Regions from separate parts of the Homo sapiens genome. Here region 1 is linked to region 2. A link is a contact called in ENCODE Hi-C data. All regions are on one chromosome and are shown on one strand. The core of a region is the stretch at or near the end of the contact, and the rest is flanking DNA. Distances in the headings are between cores, read along the strand shown.

Region 1 (2,711 bases), core at 194-2,693, 380 kb before region 2:
AGTGAAGAGCTATCTGAGAGGAAGCAGGATGGAGTAGTTGGTAGTCTAAGACGTGGCAGGCATGTGCCAAAAGAGAGCAGCCATTATTCTATCTAGAAGGACAGGGAGGTCTTCCCCAGCTGCCTTGCGTCCTCTCCCTGGGGATCCCAGAGCATGCAGCAGCCCCAGGCAGGCTTACCAAGTTCTTCCACGATGACTGCACCCTGGCTTCGTGACCCTGCATTGGCCAGGTTCTTCCTGAGTGCTGTGCTGAGTTTGCTAAGGGTACCCATGGGGCTTGCCTGAGTCATCTGGGTTGGCGGGAATAGCTGAGTTTCAAACCTGTGATCCTCCAGCTGTGGGGGAGACGTACACCGGCGCAAAGGGGGCTACTTCTGATCGGAGATCCACGTGCTGGGATGTCACCGTCTGACAGCCCACTCATTCCTTCCTGCCTGGCTGTCCTTCACCTGCCCTGGATTCAACTTCCTCACCCTGCCCAGGCTCTGCTTCCTCTTCTGGGTCTGGGGTCCTGCCCAGGTGCTTCTACAGAAGCAGTGCAGGGTCGGTCTCACCTCCCTGGTCCCACCCAGGCTCGTTGCTACCCCCACGTGGGGTGGCACCCGCCCTGCAGCTGCTCAGCATTTGGCCAGGGGGAGCCCTGAGAGCAGTTTGTCCAACGTGTTATGGGTTCCAAACCTGGGCCGGTCAGACCCTTGGTGGAAGCATGGAAATCTGGAGCCAGTAAACCCAGGCACTTCCACGCACCTCTGCCACTGGCTCATGGGCCCTCACTGGTGTTTGGGTGCTCATAAATAGTGTGAGATGTTTTGGAGTTGTCTTTCTAGACTTCTTGGGCTTTCTGTTTTATTTTGTTGTTGATGATGAATTTTAAAACAGCAATGTTTTGGCTTGTTAATATTTAAGCCAGAGTCTATTGGTCTTGCGTTTACCTGAGGTTGTACTCTATGGCTTCACCATTAAAGTGAGAGAGCACACAGACCTATTCCCTCACGGAAGGCAAAAACTGATGTTAGAGCAGACATCCCCCTTTGCTCTGGGAGAGTGCATAGAGGAACCGTGATGTATGGTTTTACATAGTGTCTGTTAGAGGTGACAGCAGTCCTCCTTGTCAGCAGTGAGTGACTTTCATTGGAAGGTATAGCTTCTGTGGAGATGATTCCATCATTTATTAAATGGCATTTAATTTTATTCAGTGGTTTGATTTATTTAAGTTTAATAATACCTCGTCATTGACTTACCAAAAATACAAATACATAAGAATTTCTTTCTGAGTGTTTAATTTCTTTCCTCTAAAAGGTGGTGAAATTAAATTAGTCATTGTTCAGGAAACTGGATATTTGTGGTAAAAATCAACAGGGTATTTTTAACTGCTTTGTGACTCATTTGAAAAGACAGGCTGTTGTGGTAAGGGTGATTGATATAGCAAAGACTTGTGAGCCCTGAGGCCAAGCACCATGCTCCGGCCGGAGAGGCTGGGCTCACGGTCTAGTTGGTGCCACTGGGTCTCTGTGGTGAGGCTGCCTTTGATCTTGGTGCCCTGGCAGACACTGGCTGCAGTGGTCCTCCTTTGCGTCAGACCCTCCGGGGCCTTCTGAGTTGAGGAAGCGCCATGCAGTGTGCCTGGAGCTGGCCTCGGGTGTCGGGAGGGAGGGGCACCACAGAAGGATGTGCTCCGAGACCTGGGACTTGGGCCAGGTGCCAGACAATCCTGGGTAAATACCAGAGCTGTCCCCCCTGCCCCCACAGACACACTGCAGAGGACCCTGGCAGGTGGGCTGGCCCCCCGCCACGGCCTGGTGACTGTCTCCCTCTGCTGTACTTCTTTAAGGTCCTGGGAGAGGAGAGAAAGGTGAGTGGGGTGCCATTTTCTTCCTGCAGGTGCTGGGTGAAGTTCAGAAGGCTCTGAGAGGCTGAGGGGAGCCATGTGTATAGGTACATTTGACTGTTCAGGCTGGTGGGTACGATACCCTGTAGGGGGGCTGTCCCAAAGGCCTTCTCGGTTCCTGCATTCTGATCCTGGCTGTTTGCTGTGTGAGGAGGGTGTCAGCTCAGCGACATCAGAAGTCAGGGCAGAAGTAGCTCCTCGAGGCAAGACTGAGCGTCGGTGTCCACGCTAGGGAAGAGGGGCCCTGTGTCCACAGCCACCGCCCATCAGCCGAGCATGGCCAGCAGGAGCATGGGACCAGTGTCACCAGAAAATTGGATGCTTTGAGAGAAATCAGAATTGCCACTGAAGACCTGAACTCTCCACATTTTGCACATTTCAGTGTCTGTAAGCACTGTGTGGGCTGAAGCAGACACCCTGGCAGGCAGGTCCTGGCCTGCTGGTTTCGGCTGTGGCATCCTGCGAGGTGACTCCTATGGTGTCTGCATTGTCTCCCTGCACCTGGCATGCCAGGGGCTTTCCCTGATGGGCACTGGATCTGGCGTCCACTAAGGGCTCAGCAAGCTGGGATGATGGCCCGAATCTAAAAAGGATTACATTAAATAGGCTTTCAAAATGATGTCTGCACATGCAGCTACAAAAGTATCACCAAGAGGATGGCAGCTGCAGCCACTGCTGCTTGTGAGAGAAGGGCTCAGTTAGTTAGACACGTGGCTCCAGTCAGCAGTCCAGTATGACCTTTCCTGAGTGGCTGGCTTGACCATTCTGCTCTGACAGAAATAGGTTTTCTAGAAGCTAGTGGCTTTGTTGTGTTCTTTCTTGG
Region 2 (2,700 bases), core at 102-2,601:
AGAAATAAATGATTCAGAGAAAATTCAGAGTGAAACCAAATAGGAAGCTGGAAAAAGTGAAATTTTACAATGTATTTCCCTGTCCTTCACTTGTCTCTATTTTCCTGGCCAGGATTCATCCTCAGAGACTATTTTTACCCTGTTCCTGACCCAGCGAAACCTTGAGGTTCTGCAAATCTTACCAGATTTAGATTCCATTTGTGTTTTCTCTATAACCTCTTATTTCTGGGAAAGAGAGGCCATCAGAAGAGACTGCGTTTAGCTTGTACTCATTTCTCTCCTCTCATGCTGTGTGGGCCTCGGTCTCTTTTTCGGGAGATTGCATGGAGAGCCTCAAACAACCTCACCAGAGAATAAAAGTTTTGGCCAGGCGCGGTGGCTCATGCCAGTAATCCCAGCACTTTAGAAGGCCGAGGAGGCAGGCTGATCATGAGGTCAGGAGATGGAAACCATCCTGGCTAACATGGTGAAACCTTGTCTCTAGTAAAAATACAAAAAATTAGCCGGGCGTGGTGGCGGGCACCTTTAGTCCCAGCTACTCGGAGGCTGAGGCAGGAGAATGGGGTGAACCCTGGAGGCGGAGCTTGCAGTGAGCCGAGATCGTGCCACTACACTCCAGTCTGGGCGATAGAGCGAGACTCTGTCTCAAAAAAAAAAAAAAAAAAAAAAAAAAGAAAAAGAAAAAGGAAAGAAAAGTTTTACAAGCCGAAGAAACCAAGGACAATGAAACCTCTTCTCCCAAGGAATTTGGGAGCAGAGCATGCCACGCTTTCTCTGTTCTGGAAGGCCCTATCCTTGGGGACTTCAGAGGTGCACAAGACGGAAGCTCAGAGTAAACTGTATCTTCTACTGCAGCTTCCAGGAGTAGTCTGGGAACTGCCAGCCCTGCCCCTAAGCAGATGTGCACGTCTGCTGCTGTCCTCGGGAGGGGGAGGCCGGAGTGGCAAACTCCCAGAGTGCTGAAGAAAAGACGTGTCCCACGCAGAATTTTCCCACAATCAGCACACGGGACAAGGAGAAACCAAGAGGCCAAGCTTGAGCCTGGCGGAAATCACAAGATCTGGGCTGCAGCTGTGGGAGGGTGGCTGGTGCTCTTGCCCGTCTGCGTTTCTTACATCTGGAATATTCCAAGTGCTCAAGCCAGTTAGCAGAGGAGTTTCAGACAGGCTTGAGGGGAAGGGGAGAAGAAAGGTCTGTTCTAAGGAAAATAATTCTCTTGCTTCCACTTCACAGATATGGTCTGTTGAAAATTCTCTCCCTCTCTCTTCTTTTTCACTCAACATCAGAGCAGAACATGCTGCCTTGTCTGAACTGAGAATGAGACCTGGGGTCTATTTCTGGTTCTGCCAACTGACTCCTGGGTGACCTCAGTCACTTCCTCTCTTAGAGCCTCAAAGTTCCCCTCTCTAAAAAGAACCTTAGAATATTCTTACAACCAGAAATAGAGCCCAAAAACATAGAATATGTAATAGACACAACTCTTAATTTCTACAGTCTAATCCCACATGGACTGGATTCAGTGATGGGCAGATATGGTACAAGAATATTCCCTGGTCATCTTCATCCTGGCAAAGACGTAGTCAAGTATAGCAGTTTTCTCCTCTGACTTTCTCTGATTTCACCAAAGCCTGAGGATAAACTCCTTCTAGTTACATCCAAAGCTGGTGATGGGAGATCCTGGGAGGAGAGAGGTGGGGCTGTGCCAATATAGAAATGAATTTCAGCTTCAGGAAAACTACCATCTGGATGAAATCGAAGGCACTGGCCAGTCTTTGTTGAGTTGCAGCTGTGGCAATAGGCATATAAGTCAGGATTAGGAGGAAAAGGTCTGAAGCGGAGATGTTCTCAGGTCTCAACATGATTTGGATTGAGGTAAAAATATTTATTAACTTTTCATATTAAGTATGCATGTTAACACTTCTATGGTGACCACTAAAAAACAGGAATAAGGTAGATAACTTCCAAACCGGTAGTGAAGAAAACCCCTAAATCCAAAAGGAAGCGAGAGTAAAAAAATAAAAAGCAGTACAAATAGAAAACATAAAGTAAAAGAAATAAATTAGAATACGTCCTTACTTGAAAGAAATTTCAGTAGGCCAAATTCTGTAGTTGAGATTGAACTAGATTTGCAGTGGATTTTAAACACAAAGCAAGCTATGTACCTTTTACAATAGACATATAATACAAGTTATCAGAAGGATTAAAAGTGAAACTGTGGGTAAATATATCATAGCCAAATAGAGACCAAAATAACAAACAAAAACAAACAAAAAACCAACAACAAAGAAACAAATAAAAACAGGTGCAGCTTTATTCCTATTAAACAAAAGAGACTCTAAGGTAAAGGATATTATGAAAAAAATAAGAGAATCATTACAACCTGATCAGAAAAATATAATTATTCCAAGCTTTTAAACTAAGAAATCGCCTCATAATATAGAAACAGAAAAGGACACACAAGTCTAGATGGAAATATAGGTAAATGTACTATCATACACTTAAATAGATATACCATGTTCATAGATCAAAAAACTTGATATTTTAAAGATGTTATTTTTTTCAAATTGATTTAGAAATTCAATACAATCCCAATCAAACATCCTCTTCTTAAAGAGCTTGATAAGATAATTTTAATATGTATGTCAGGAGCTCCAAGAGTTAAGGATAGCTAAGAAAATCCTAAAAAATGTGGGGCCATAT

Evidence for each region. A loop is a pair of places that touch in the nucleus more often than their neighbours do. Pooled maps may share reads with other maps.
Region 1: a map with no recorded cell type shows a loop between it and region 2 (7-fold over the local background). The contact joins two enhancer-like sites. A Hi-C loop is called at or near these places in 6 of 37 single-sample maps with no recorded cell type and 2 of 50 pooled maps.

What each region holds. Positions count from the first base shown.
Region 1 is chr7:50,663,508-50,666,218 of GRCh38, reverse strand. All of the region lies in intron 7 of GRB10 (growth factor receptor bound protein 10), which reads left to right. Among named protein-coding and RNA genes, the nearest start is that of DDC, 99 kb to the right of the region's middle. Within about 2 kb of position 1,443, at least 12 of the 41 ENCODE cell types and tissues checked have a DNase peak (open chromatin) inside an H3K27ac peak, as active enhancers do.
Region 2 is chr7:50,280,407-50,283,106 of GRCh38, reverse strand. No RefSeq gene overlaps it. Among named protein-coding and RNA genes, the nearest start is that of IKZF1, 23 kb to the left of the region's middle. RefSeq lists an enhancer at 831-1,120. Within about 2 kb of position 1,351, at least 8 of the 41 ENCODE cell types and tissues checked have a DNase peak (open chromatin) inside an H3K27ac peak, as active enhancers do.